Regions from separate parts of the Homo sapiens genome. Here all the other regions are linked to region 2. A link is a contact called in ENCODE Hi-C or POLR2A ChIA-PET data. All regions are on one chromosome and are shown on one strand. The core of a region is the stretch at or near the end of the contact, and the rest is flanking DNA. Distances in the headings are between cores, read along the strand shown.

Region 1 (4,431 bases), core at 401-2,900, 720 kb before region 2:
GGAGATGATGATCTCTGGCAGGATTTCCTCAAAGGTTTTCTGATGGGATCCATTGACTAAATCTGGTCCTTCAATAGCAATGATTTTTATGGCTACGGGTGTGTGATCAGCAATTGTTTGAAACACTTCGCCAAACACCCCTTCCCCAATCTTCTCACAGCGTTGCAGTTTTTCTGTGGGAAGGCAATGGCTAAAGGGGACAGGACCCTTCTGACTGCATTCCCCATAAACCTTTTCAGCATCAGATGCCTTTTTGTTTGAAATACTTAGAGTGTTTAAGGGGCTTAGCAAATACATAGAGGAGGAGTGCCAAGAGGACGGAGCACCACTTGTTCTGTTCATGACAGGCCGGTTTGAACATTCTGATAGGAGGGATCCAGAGAGAGAAGTGGCAGTGGTATAGATGCTGCAGACCTCTGACACATCAGTCACAATTTTCTTCTTGTGGAAACTGAAGGAAGCCCTGGTTTTGGTCCAAAAGCAGACATTCTGTAAAGGAGTCAGGTCCTGGGTGGGGAACGAATCTTTTCCCAGCTTTTGGCCCTTTTTAAAGCGGTGGGAATGGAGGAGAGAGGTTTCCGTTGCCTCCTGATGTTTGCTCTTCCGGCTTGATCTAGTTCTCTCCAGCCTGTCTATTCCCCTTGGCACAATGCGGCCCTTGGGAACACTGGCCTCCTGATGCTCTCTCCGGACGGCCTCTTGAAGCCCTCTCTCTTGACAAGAGTCCTGGCCTGTGGCCCTCCTCTTGCCTGTGCTTGACAGACCTGGACCCTCTGGTCCATTTCCCACCACCAGTTTCCTTTTACAGCAGGACTCTCTCATATTCTTCCCATCTGCCCGAAACTCAGAATCCTCAGGGGTTCCTGAGTTCATAAGGCCAAAGAGAACTGACCTGAGGCTGGCGCGGGTTTGGTGGACCATCCTGGTGTCCTTGGCTCCTCCTGTCGCTTCCTCCTGGGAGCAGGGGAGAGATGCTCGGTCCAGGGAGACTTCTGGGAGGTGGAGGCCGCTCGGGACGGCTGAGGCTGCAACCAGACAGGCGGAGGTGCCGATCGAGATGACACTGTCCCTTGGCGTTGGGGACCCGGGGCAGGGCGAGGCCAGAGAGCTGAACAGGGAGGCACTGATGCCCAGCTCGTCGCCGTCCCTGGGCTGGCCGCACACGCTGAGGTCCGGGCTGAGGCGGCCGGAGTCGCGGCTGGGGAAGGGCGGAAGTCGGAGCGGGCCGCAGGGTGTGCTGCACTTCTGCGGGGGCCGAGCTCGCAGCCCCAGGCGTCTTGGGGTCACGGTTAGGCTTGGGCGAGCTCGCAGCTTCCAGCGCTTTGGGGTCACGGTCAGGCTGGGCCGGTCCTTGGGCACTCGGCCGCCGGGACGCCTCCGCCGCCGCCTCACCGGGCTGCCGGGGAAGTCGGGGTCGTCGGGATCGTCAGGATCGTCGGACTGCGAGGGGTCGCCGATGCTGGCGTCGCTGCTGCCGCTGCTGTTGAAGAAACGCCTCCGGTCCTGCGGCGGGAACCACTGCGCGGCTTCCCGGCCCGGCCGCCGCTGTCTCCTGCCGTCCGCAGCCCCATATGTGCGGAAAAGCCGGCTCCCAGGTCCCGGGAGCGAAGCCGCCATGGCCGGCACCCGCCAAGAGGTTCAAACGCAAACATCGCGAGACTTCCGTGCGACGCGGACGCGCCCGCCTGCCGCGGGGTCCTAGCTCCCGGCCCTGCGCATGCGCACCTCGCCAGGGCCGGGGCCGGGACGGGACGGAAAACTGGCGGCTTGGTTTGTTCAGCGCGTCGCGGTCATGGCTCTCGTTTCAGGCCTCCACGGTGTGCACCTGGAGTCAGGAGCGCGCTTGTGCGTACAGTTCGGTTCAGGTAAGCGCGGCCGTCCCGAGAGGCCAGGGGAGGGCGGAGGGCCTGAAGCGGGTAACGAGAGGCCAGGAGACTGTTTTTCCTGGGTTACCCCTGCCGGCCAGTGCCGGGGGCTGCCAGGCCCTCCCTAGCTTCGTCCCTGGGTCTCAATTGCTCCCGCTGGAGCTTCGCTTGGGCCGAGGTGAGCGCTGAAATTGCTCACACCCTCTATTCTGGGACCTTACGATGCTCTGTGTCCGAAGTGTTAAAAAGATTTCAGACTTTCCGCACGGAAAGGAATTGTGTTCACTAGACCTCGCTTTTCCAGCATGTGGAAGAATGGCATTCAGTGAGCTGTGTCATCGCTTCAGATAAAGAAAATGTCACCGTGGCTGCAGAGATCTCCTGGGATCACTCTGAGGAGGTGTTTGAGACTGAAATGCTCCAGATTTGATTATCCAGTTGCTCACGGGCATCGCCCCTAGAAGAGATAATAGCATCTTTGCATAACATGTCCATGTCCAAAATAGATCTTTTGGTGCAAAAAACCAACCCTCTGTCCCAACCCGTTCCTTAGCTACCCTCAGGAGGGAGATATACTCCAGTTACAGTACAAGGAACTCGAGGGATTACCTGTGACTCCTCTTTCCTACATCCCCACGTCTATTCCAGCAGCAAGCCCTGCCATTTCAGGGCCAAAATATATCCTAAACCCATTCACTTCTCTCCATTTCCACTGCCGTTGTAATTCAAGCTACCCTTTCTTGCCAGGGCTGTTGCAATAACCTTCGGCCTGCCTTTCTTGCCTCTGCTTTTCCCACATTCTTTACAAATAATTCCCACGTAACAGCTATCCGTCTTCTAAGAGCAGACATTAGATTGTGCCATTCCCCTGCTTATTAAAAATAACAAACAAACAAAACTGATGCTTGAGCACACTTAGACTAAAATCCATACTTTTTTCATGGCCAGAGCAAGGCAGTACTTGATCTGGTCTCTGCTTAATTCTTCAACTTCATCTCCTAGTACTCGCCTTTCTCTCCCACTGCCCCTTTTATAATCGGGTTATTCTGTCCTATTCTTCTAGCTCGCCAGTACAGCATTATTCTGGCCACAAGACTTTGTACTTGCTGTTCCTTTGCTTGACACTGCTCTTCCTCTAGGTCCTGACGTAGGTGGTTTCTTCTTAAATTTAGCTCAGGTGTTCTTTTCTTTTTTTTTTTTTTTTTTTTAGATGGAGTCTTGCTCTGTCACCCGGGCTGGAGTGCAGTGGCACGATCTCTACTCACTGCAACCTCCGCCTCCCGGGTTCAAGTGATTCTCCTGCCTCAGCCTCCCGAGTAGCTGGGATTACAGGCGCCGGCGACCACGCCCAGCTAATTTTTGTATTTTTAGTAGAGAGGGGGTTTCACCATGTTGGCCAGGCTGGTCTCGAACTCCTGACCTCAGGTGATCGCCCGCCTCAGCCTCCCAAAGTGCTGGGATTACAGGCGTGAGCCACCGCACCCGACCTAGGTGTTCTTTTCTTTTCTTTTCTTTCTTTCAAGACGGAGTTTCGCTCTTGTTGTGCAATGGCACGATCTCGGCTCACTGCAACCTCCGCCTCCCGGGTTCAAGCGATTCTCCTGCCTCAGCCTCCCAAGTAGCTGGGATTACAGGTATGCGCCACCATACCCGGCTAATTTTGTATTTTTAGTAGAGATGGGGTTTCTCCATGTTGGTGAGGCTGGTCTTGAACTCCTGACCTCAGGTGATCCGCCCTCCTTGGCCTCCCAAAGTGCTGGGATTACAGGCGTGAGCCACCACGCCCGGCTAATTTTGTATTTTTAGTAGAGATGGGGTTTCATCGTGTTGGTCAGGCTGGTCTTGAACTCCTGACCTCAGATGATCTACCCACCTCAGCCTCCCGAAGTGCTGGGATTACAGGCATGAGCCACCACACCCGGCCACACGTGTTATTTTCTTAGAGAGGCCTTCCCTGATCACTTATTCTAAAGTGGGAACTAGTGATCAAGTGATCAAGTTTAATGTTTTACAGTGATCCAGGTGACATTTGTGAGGTCTCAACTGAAGAAGTAGCAATGGGGGTGGAAAAGAAAGGGACAGATACAAGAAATAATTTAAAAAAAAAGAATTGTGAGTGTGGTGGCTCACATCTGTCATCCCAACACTTTGGGAGGCTGAGGCGGGAGGATTGCTTGAGGCCAGGAGTTCAAGATCAGCCTGGGCAGCATAGTGAAACCCCATTTCTTAAAAATAAATAAATACATAAATTAGCCACGCATGGTGGCTCATGCCTGTAGTCCCAGCTACTTGGGAGGCTGAGGCAGGAGTATCGTTTGAGCCCAGGAATTTGAAGCTTCAGTGAGCTATGATTGAGCCACTCCATTCCGGCCCGAGTAACAGAGTGAGACCTTGTCTCAAAAAAAAAAAAAAAAAAAAAAAAAAAAAGGAAAAATCTCTTACGTTAAATAAAATGAATAAGCTGGGTGTGGTGGCTCATGCCTGTAATCTCAGCACTGTGGGAGGCTAAGGTGGGTGGATTGCTTGAGCCCAGGAGTTTGAGACCAGCCTGGGCAACATGGTAAAA
Region 2 (4,841 bases), core at 2,111-4,610:
TTCCCCACTCTTTCCTCCTGGCAGAAGGTTCATCTGATATCAAGATTCAGCTGTGCATGAGCCACCTCCTCCAGGAAGCCTTCCCTGAACACACCCTCTGTCCCCTACAGGCAGAAACAGTCACTATCTGAGCTGTGCTGACCTCCATCCCAGCCTAGTGCTGGCACACTGTACTATAACTATCTATTTAGTAATGACCCCCTGCCCCACCCCCCGACTACCCTGTGTACTCTCCAGGGATAGAAACTGTCTCACTTATCCCCATATCCCAGGGAACAGAATAGGGCCTGACACATAGTAGGTGCTTTAAAAATGACTGATTGGGCCAGGCGCAGTGGCTCACGCCTGTAATCTCAGCATTTTGGGAGGCCGAGGCAGGCGGATCACGAGGTCAGGAGATCAAGACCATCCTGGCTAACATGGCAAAACCCCATCTCTACTAAAAATACAAAAAATTAGCTGGGCGTGGTGGCGGGCGCCTGTAGTCCCAGCTACTCGGGAGGCTGAGGCAGGAGTATGGTGTGAACCCGGGAGGCAGAGCTTGCAGTGAGCCAAGATCGGGCCACTGCACTCCAGCCTGGGTGACAGAGTGAGATTCTGTCTTGAAAAAAAAAAAAGGACTGATTGGCCAGGCGCAGTGGCTCACGCCTGTAATCCCGGCACTTTGGGAGGCTGGGCCAGGCGGATCACCTGAGGTCAGGAGTTCAAGATCAGCCTGGCCAACATGGAGGAAACCCTGTCTCTACTAAAAATACAAAAATTAGCTGGGCGTGGTGGCGCACACCTGTAATCCCAGTTACTAGGGAGGCTGAGGCAGGAGAATCACTTGAGCCCGGGAGGCAGAGGTTGTGGTGAGTCCCAAGATCATGCCACTGCACTCCAGCCTGGGTAACAGAGCAAGACTCTGTCTCAAAAAAAAAAAAAAAAAAAAAAAAGATGGAGGAGCCCTGGATGAGGCTGGCTAACAGGTGGCCCAGCAGTCAGGAGGGAGACCTTCAGAAACCACACTCTCACCTCCAGCTTTGCAAACTTGTCCGACTTGCAGCAGGCGTTCTCGGCATTGGTGAGCTTGGTGAGCAGAAACTCCCTGAATTCCGGGCCCTGGAAGAGACAAGACGGACCTCAGGTCTGTCACTCTCGGCTGTTGCCAGAAGGTCTTCAGCCACAGTGACAGGCAGGCAGAGCCGGGGCCATGGGGAGAACCCCTGAAAAGTCCCTTCCGACAGCGGATCATTTCTAGCCCAGGCCAAGCCCACTTGCAAATATCCCAACAAGGAAACCCGCTTCCCTGGTCCTGGGAAGCCACAGTGGCACTTCCACGACTGGAGCTCATTCCTGCCCAAGGCTCCTTGACCGGGGCTCAACATAAAAGCCCGTCTTTCAGCAGAAAAGCAACCCCAGTGTCAAACACCCTGACAAGTGGTCCTATGCTGGGCCAGACTGGCAGCATGAAAGAGGTGGGGAGAGACCCCAAGAAAGGAGGTTCCCCCCAAAACCTGCAAAAGGAGCTCCCTAATGTTCCCAGCCTGAATTTGGCTCCATCCCAACCATTGCTACTCAAGCACTGAGACCTGGCATCGTGGATGCGAGAGGGGCAGAAGGAAGAGTGTCCTACCTTCTGGAAAACGGGGGGACTGGGCAGAGGTGGACCAAAGGTGGGCACATCTTCCCGCGCAGTGACAGAGACCTGAGTGAAACAGAGTCATGGTACGGACCTGGAGGGAAGAGACGAGCGCTGCCCCTACGGGAGCCACGCTCCTTACAAAGCTACTCACCTTCTCCCTCCTCCTCTTCCCAGAACACAAACAAAATACTCCTGTGAGCATCGCCAGCACAGGCCCTGACCCTGTTCCTAGAAGTGGGGCCGGACGGTGTGGGGCCATCCGCAGCCTCTCATCTGCATTCCTGGAGGCCAGAAGCAGGTTTGGCAAGATGACTGGACAGGGCTGGGACCCTAATTTTAATGCCATACAAGTGCCCGGGAGATGGCATCTCGTGACCTCATTCGACCGTGACGCTAATCCTACTGAGAAGGCACAGGGAGAACTGTTCTCCCTGATGAGGAAACAGATGCCCAGAGACACACAGAGAAGCCCCCAAGTCCCACAGGTGATTAGCCGCAGAGGAACAGAGCATCCAGACCTCTCCCGACCCGTCTCTGGGGTTCTCTTCCCAAGCCTGACTCCTCAGCTCGGCCATAAATCAGAATTGCTTCAAAATTGCTTCAGGTGTTTAAAAATACAGACTGGGTTCATGGGCTCTGGCCTAAACCTGCCGAATCGGAAGGGTAGGGCCCCCCGGAAACTCTCGTGCAGCCGGTGGACCCGTGTTCGGGAGCCCTGGCCCCACACACGGGGTCAGCCAGTCCTAGGCCCAGGCTAGGAACTGAGGGTGGGGCGCGCACCTCTGGCACCCTGAGTGAGACTGAGCTTTAGAGTGACGGCCTCGAGGTTCGCTGCATGGGGGTCGCCCAGGCGTGGGACGGGCCCCACACCCCGCCTTCCCTCTGCACAGAGGTGCCCTGACTTCACCTATTCTCAGCCCACGAGGCTGTGAGGCTCTCGGGAGACTGCCCTCCCTTCCCTACACAGCCGCTGACGTGAGCCCAGCCCTGGCGTGCTGCCAGCCTCCCCGGCCTGTGAAGTGGAGCAGATGCAGAGTCTGCCAGGCCGGGTGAGCAGGCAGCTGGGCACCGAGCCAAGGAAAGGCCCTGCCAGAGTCCGGAGGGGAAACGGAGCGGGAGAGAGCTGGTCAATACGGGCTTTCTCTTCTCAAGCTCCAGGCTGTCTGCCCAGCCCAAACTGCAGTGCCCCGAGTCAGGAAATGGTGCGCGTTCGGCTGACGTGATTTCTGGCTGGGCTCCAGCAGCTGAACCCGGTTCCCTACCACCACCCACCAGGCACCGGTGGCCCAGGTCAAGAATTCAGTCACAGAGCCAGAATCAGGGGTGGGGGTGTGGGAAGGCTATGGGGAGACTGCAGACCGTGGGCACCTGGGACAGAGGCCAGAGGGCAGCCCCAGCTCTGCCCTTCCCACCCCACTCCCCCTCCTCCTCCAGCCTGCATTAGAGTGGTCTGTGCCGACCGTGTAAGTGGCTTCAGACACATCCTCAAGTCCATCCAACCCTCCAGCTGGACAGTCCCACAGCAGAGCCCTGTGGGCCACACGGAGGACAGGGCCCTTCCTTGCGACGTGCGTTCACCTTCCATCCTCATTGTGCGCCTCTCTTGACCCCATTCCAACCAGGCGGCCAGGCCTTTGTTGTTCCCCCCTCTTGGGGACATCTGGGTCACTGGACTGAAAGCAGAAGTTGCCTGAACACAGCCCCACCTTCCTGTTTTCTAAATGCAGCGAGGGCCTCCAGCGAGGGCTTGGAGGGAGGGAGAGAGGCAGATGCAGGTGACTCTGGGGAAGGGACCTGCATGGCTGGAAGGAGGAAGGAGCTTGGTGTGGGTCATGAGGATGCACTGGGAACCTCAGAAAGCTTCAAACGTGACAAAGGCCCCACGCCCAAGAGTGGCCTGGGAGCCGCGGTGGCACACAGAGCATCGTCCGAGCAACAGACAAGTCGTGACGGGAAACGGGGAGGGGGCTACAAAGACAGGGCCCTCCCCGGCGGTGGGCTTCACCTGAGATTCCTGACACCTTTGAGGACTTCCGGAGAGGGAGGCAGGGATAGGGGGGAGGGAAAGGGGTAGTCCTGGTGATGGCTGAGCTGGACTTTCCTTCCAAGCAGGCAGGATGAGGACTACACTCATTTCTGAAAAATAATCCAGAGTGATGCTTCGTGCACACCCGACTCCGTGGAGCCAATTTCTCGCCTGCTCTGATGGCTCAATGACCAAGACCGCAAGCAGACCCAGACAGGACCTCAGCCACAGCTCCCTGGCTCTGTGGCCTCAGGCCTTAAGTGGGTTCAGCTCTCAGCTTCCATTTCCTCCCTCTAGCGAGAGGTCTTGTCTCACCAGGGGCTTGTCAGGATTCAAGACTGTGCGTCTAAGGACCCAGCACCGTGCCTGGCATGAGCAAGCAGCTGGTAAGGGGTAACCACTGTCGCCCAGTGGCCTTTTCACTTCCCCTGCTGACCTGCACCCAGTAAAGGGCTCCTGAAATAGAGTTTCCCCAAAGCACCTTGCAACCCACCACACACACACACACCCAAGCACGCCTCCTTCCCTCCCGCAGGATGTCAGGGCTAGCAGCCTGCAGGTGTCTAATCCAACTTCCTCATTTCACACAGACAAAACTAGAGGCCCAGAGAGGGAAGGAACAAGGTCACGCAGCAGAGGCAGTGCCAGGACCAGAACCCCAGGCAGCCCGGCCCCTCCGTGGACAGAAGAGGACCCCTTCCTGCACACACCCAACCCTGTCCCTCCTTTATACTCTTCTTTCTTCAGCTCACCCTCCCCAGTGGAGGCCTCCTGGGGCTTACTCAGTCCCAGAGGAAATCTCAGCCTTCTTTGCCACAGCCCCTGAGCCTGCAGGGGCCAGCTAAGGTCCTGCTTCACCCAGGCCCCCTGGGGGATCTAACCGGGTCCTCCTCGCAGTCTGCTAATTACCTGGGGTGCTGCCGGGAGTGTGGATGGACAGCGCTTTGGGGAGTGCCTTGGAAGGCTGGTCCCCCTCCCTGGCCTCATTCACACGTCTGGCCTTCCAGCCTCAGTGTCTGCCTGGCAGGTGGAGTGCACGATCAAGGTACCACAGCCTGCTCCTCCGGGAAGCCCTGCCCCCCTGCTTCTCATCACCCCTCTGAGGACAATGCTGTGCTTTGTGGCTTAGAAGAAAGAGTAAAGACAGCCAGGCATGATGGTTCACGCCTGTAATGCCAGCACTTTGGGAGG
Region 3 (4,630 bases), core at 2,131-4,630, 550 kb before region 2:
GCCCAGGCTGAAGTGCAGTGGTGCAATCACGGCTCACTGCAGCCTCGACCTCCTGGGCTCAAAGATCCTCCCACCTCAGCCTCCTGAGTAGCTGCGACTATAGGTGAGAGCCACCACGCCTGGCTCATTTTTGTATTTTTTGTAGGGATGGGGTTTCGTCATGTTGCCCAGGCCAGGTCTTGAGCTCCTGGCCTCAAGCAATCCACCTGCCTTGGCCTCCTCAAATACTGGGATTACAGATGTGAGCCACCGTGCCTGGCCAGCCACTGATCTTTTACTGCCTTTTCCAGCATGTCATGTAGTTGGCATCATCAATACAATACATAGCCTTTTCAGATTGATTTATTGTACTTAGTATTATGCATTAGAGTTTCCTCCAGGTCTTTTCGTGGCATGAGAGCTCATTTCTTTTATTGGAGGATAACATTCCATTCTCTTGGATGTAGCACTCTTTTTTTTTTTTTTTTTTTTTTTTTTTTTTGAGACGGAGTCTTGCTCTGTCGCCCAGCCTGGAGTGCAGCGGTACAACCTCGGCTCACTGCAAGCTCCGCCTCCCAGGTTCACGCCATTCTCCTGCCTCAGCCTCCCGAGTAGCTGGGACTACAGGCACCCACCACCATGCCCAGCAAATTTTTTTGTATTTTTTGTAGAGATGGGGTTTCGTCATGTTGCCCAGGCCAGGTCTTGAACTGCTGGCCTCAAGCAATCCACCTGCCTTCGCCTCCCAAAGTGCTGGGATTACAGGCGTGAGCCACCACGCCTGGCCGGATGTACCACTCTTTATCCATTCACCTACTGAAGGACATTTTGGTTGCTTCCAAGTTTTGGCAATTATAAGTAAAGTTGCTATAAATATCTATGGGCAATTTTTGTGTGGGCATAAGTTTTCAGCTTCTTTGAATAAACACCAAAGAGTGTGATTGCTGGATTGAATGGTAAGAGTATGTTTAGTTTTGTAAGAAACCACCAAAGTGTCTTTCAAAGTGGCTGCACCGTTTTACATTCCCACCAGTGATGGCCGAGAGTTCCTGTTGCTCCATGTCCTCACCAGCATTTGCTGGTGCTGTCAACATTTTGGATTTGGGCCATTCTAAAGAGTATGAAGTGGTCATTTTATCTTTTATCTTTTTTTCTGTTTCTCTCTGTGTGTGTGTGTGTGTTTAATTTAAACTTAATAGCATTGACCAATGTGTTGTATGCATTTACACTATAGCATGTTATATTTTTGTTCTGATCATATTCCTTTTCACTTTTCCATTCTTTTTCTTTTTTCTTTCTTTCTTTTTTTTTTTTTTTTTTGGAAACGGAGTCTCGCTCTGTTGCCCAGGCTGTACAGTGGTGCAGTCTCGGCTCACTGCAACCTCTGCCTCCTAGGTTCAAGCAATTCTCCTGCCTCAGCCTCCCGAATAGCTGGGACTACAGTGTGCAGCACCTCACCCCGCTAATTTTGTATTTTTAGTAGAGACGGGGTTTCACCATGTTGTGGCCTCTTCCCTCCTTCCAAGTCCAGGCAGATGCTCCCTCTTTCCCGAACTCATCCCCTACACCCCATCACAGGGACTTCCTCCCGCCTTGGGGGTCTCAGCCCATTTTGTCCTGATGACCCACATGGTGGGTCATGGTTCCTGCCTGAGCCTGTGTCCCCTGTGGCCCACGAGGGTGGACACGGCCTTCTCCAGTTCTGAATCCCTCGTTGTCCACCTGCGCCCTTGCCACGGCCTCTCCCGTGGGCTCTCACCATGTGCTGGGTTAAATGGGGTTGAATATAGACCATCTAAGGGGCTGAAGCTGCTGCTTCTGTGTGTTTGGGGTGGGATTAGGATGGGCTCGGGCTTCCTAAGTAGTGACTGTGACTCCACTGGGTGACCTGGCTCCTGCTGCCTCTCATAGCAGAGCGGGGGTCCCCTTCTTCCTTGCTGGGCACAGGGCACACCTCTGGGTGGGAGACAGGGGCCTTTTTCACCAGCTCCCACCTGCCCTCTGAGAAAAGTTATGAACACGAGCAAAATGGAAGCACTGACATTTGGCAGCAGCTTCCTCCCCAGGCGTCTGAGCCGCCAGAGGCAAACAGGGAGGGCGCGGGGCTGGGTCGGGAGAGGGTGAGTAAGCTAGTGGCCGGAGGCCGTGCTCAACCCCAGATCGGGCTTTTCCGGTCGAGTTTCAGGCACAGTCATGAGATTTCAGATTGTGAGTGGGAACTTCAGGACCCCCTGACTTCAACGGCAGAAGCGGTCTCCTGCTTCACCCACACCCTCAAGTCTGGTCTGCCCCTTACCGGCCATAGGTCCTGCTCTCCCGTGGCCTAGAAGCCTCACCTGCCTCCTGCCTCCTCCCCAGGCCAGGCAGGTTGTGATGATGAGGGATTGAGAGGCTCACAGCTGGGGATTTCCCTGCCCATCAGGCGCCAGCTGCGGCCGCGTCAGCAGAGACTTCCTGCTCTGTCCCAGCTGTGTCTTGTCCACATCTCGCCCCGGGGAGCAGGTGTGCAGTTCCTGAGTGACGCGAGACACACACGGCCATCCTGACTCACTCCACCCACTTCACAGCTGCAGCCTGGGCCAGGAGAGAGGGCACCGATTCCTTCTATGACGCCCTGGCCTTGGAGAAGGGCAACCTGGGCAGTTGCTGGGAGAATACATTGAGATGACAAAAGCAATCATAGCTAAGAGCTGACATTGTTTATTGAGTTCTTGCCGTGCCCTGGGCCTTGTTCTGGCCCTTTCTACTTGTACTTGTTGAAGCCCCACGATAACCTTGCAAAGTGGGTTTATGAAGCACGTTTCACAGATGAGGAGACTGAGGCTCGGAGAAATGACCTGCTAAGGTCATTCAGCCAGGAAGGGGTGAGGCTGACACTAAGGGCCATGATGCGTGACTGCTGGTGGACAGCATTAAATGGGGACTTCCGTCCCCGAGAGACCTGATCCCAGGAACCGACTTTTGAGAACAAGTGCCGAGTCTTGGGGCTGGCCACCCTGAGGTCAACCAGGCTAGGCCTGGGCTGCGGTCTTCCCTCCCAGGGGACAGAGCAGAGCGCTTGACTCTTCACTAGGCCCTCCCACCTCTGTGATCTCTTTGGCTCTTCACGGCTCCCTTGGAAAGTAGATGTTATCATTCCCATTTCCTAGTTGGAAAAATAGGCCTGAGATGGGCAGTCCCTGCCCAGCATGGAATGCCAGAGAGGGAGGAGTTGGACCCACAACTTCGATCTTGGCACCTGCGGCCTCCCCTGCCTTTTCTCCGGTGGGGATGAGGCTGCTGTGTGGGTGTGGGGGTGACTCACACGGGCCACGTGGGTGGGCGGGTGCTGCAGCTGTGGCTGGTGGGCGTGGCCTGCCTGGCGCCGAGGGCAGGTGGCTCAGCCAGTTCTGCCTCTGACGCCTCATTCCAGCCATCCCTCTGCCTGCAATGAGAGCTTCCCGCCGCCTCAGCCACAGTCCCACCCGGGGGCCTTGGGCCCCAGACATGCGGTGATCTCAGGGCAAGGGTTGCCACGACCACCCAGAACCTCACCAGGTGAGTCTTCTGTGCACAAGGCAGCTGGTGATCTCCAAGGCCCCTGGGGAGCCCAGAGCGTGGCCCTCAGAGGTCCTCTGGGCCATGTCTGCCCTTGGCCAATAGGCCTTGGGAGGAGGGTTGGAAGGAGCTTGGGCCCCAGCCAGGGGCCCACTCTTGGCTGTAGGGAGGCACTCTTGGCTGCACTCTTGGCTGTAGGGATGTGTGAGAATATAGGTCCTTACAGACTCAGGAACATTCCCCTGAGGTTTGGGAATCCTGGGGAGGGACATCTCAATCTCACCACTGCTGGGGGCAGAGGAGAGGCTCCTGCCTCCCGAGGCTGACCCAGGGAGGTGGCTTTCTGGGGCAGGATTGTGATGGGAGTTCAGGATGGGAGGAGGTGGCCCCACCGTGGGAGACAGACGGGGCCCAGGCATCTCACAGGTGCTGAGTCAGCAGCTGTGGCTCCGCGGCCTGGTCTGTCGCCCGGGAAAGGCCATTTCAATCAGTGTCAGGGATTGGGAGAGAGAGGGAGGGCCAGGGCAACAAGAGAGTCCAGCAGGTGAGAACGTGGGGTTTACGGGGTGACTCAGGGAGCTAATGATAGCTGCTGCGGCCCTAGTCCAGAGTTCCCTGAGCCTCTCCTGCCCCAGAGGCCCAGGGCAGGCCACATTCTCGGGCCCAGAGAAGAGAGAGAGCAACCAGCTCTCAGGGCCACAGAGTCCTTGGGGACCATTCAGCCCACTTCTCAGAAAGGAAACCAGAGGCCCTGGGAGGGGCAAGAGACGTGCCCTTCTTCTGTCTCCTTCACGCTCGGTGCATCCCAGCCTTTTAGTCCACCAAAGGCCACGTGGGGATGGGGAAAGCCATAGAGGCTGCCCATCCTCATCAGGCCGTGACTGGACACGGGAGGGCCGGGTGCCCAGGAGTCCCTCTCTGTGGGCTACTCCACCTGCCTGGCCTCAAGGTTGCCTACGCTCCAGGGCCAAAGCTCTCCCTCGCCGATGCCTCCTCCATCCTGAGCCTGCTCCCTTTGAGTTGGAGGGCGGGGGACTCTCTCCAGCCTGATGACACCTGGCTCCGGAAACTTCCTCCAGGAAGCTTTCCTATTGGGGTAGGATCACCAGTGGCC

The links. Hi-C counts contacts between places; a loop is a spot of excess contacts on that map. ChIA-PET counts read pairs that join two places held with the same protein, here RNA polymerase II (POLR2A). Pooled maps may share reads with other maps.
Region 1: a loop to region 2 is called in a pooled map, with 6 times the contacts of the local background. The contact joins the promoter of HASPIN here to the enhancer-like site in region 2. A Hi-C loop is called at or near these places in 2 of 37 single-sample maps with no recorded cell type and 5 of 50 pooled maps. POLR2A ChIA-PET finds 5 or more read pairs at or near these places in 1 of 52 experiments (naive thymus-derived CD4-positive, alpha-beta T cell).
Region 3: a loop to region 2 is called in a map of B cell, with 6 times the contacts of the local background. The contact joins the promoter of TRPV3 here to the enhancer-like site in region 2. A Hi-C loop is called at or near these places in 1 of 168 maps with a recorded cell type or tissue (B cell), 11 of 37 single-sample maps with no recorded cell type and 5 of 50 pooled maps. POLR2A ChIA-PET finds 5 or more read pairs at or near these places in 2 of 52 experiments (HEK293 and WTC11).

The regions. Positions count from the first base shown.
Region 1 is chr17:3,721,122-3,725,552 of GRCh38, reverse strand. It overlaps HASPIN (histone H3 associated protein kinase), which reads right to left and starts at 1,650. Exons shown (of 1, transcript NM_031965.2): 1 at 1-1,650. The coding sequence starts at 1,617. ITGAE (integrin subunit alpha E) reads left to right here. Exons shown (of 31, transcript NM_002208.5): 27 at 1,809-1,865; 28 at 2,170-2,265. It also overlaps a transcript of P2RX5 not described here. RefSeq lists an enhancer at 965-1,720 and a silencer at 1,590-1,749.
Region 2 is chr17:3,002,215-3,007,055 of GRCh38, reverse strand. It overlaps RAP1GAP2 (RAP1 GTPase activating protein 2), which reads right to left. Exons shown (of 25, transcript NM_015085.5): 15 at 1,616-1,687; 16 at 1,015-1,101. Among named protein-coding and RNA genes, the nearest start is that of RAP1GAP2-AS1, 39 kb to the right of the region's middle. RefSeq lists enhancers at 3,088-3,137, 3,308-3,437, 4,348-4,517. Within about 2 kb of position 3,360, at least 36 of the 41 ENCODE cell types and tissues checked have a DNase peak (open chromatin) inside an H3K27ac peak, as active enhancers do; they include B cell, where a contact is called at or near this core.
Region 3 is chr17:3,556,562-3,561,191 of GRCh38, reverse strand. TRPV3 (transient receptor potential cation channel subfamily V member 3) reads left to right here and starts at 3,380. Exons shown (of 18, transcript NM_145068.4): 1 at 3,380-3,516. RefSeq lists enhancers at 1,549-2,363, 2,272-2,501, 2,532-2,581, 2,662-2,721, 2,364-3,180 and 2 more and a silencer at 4,362-4,421.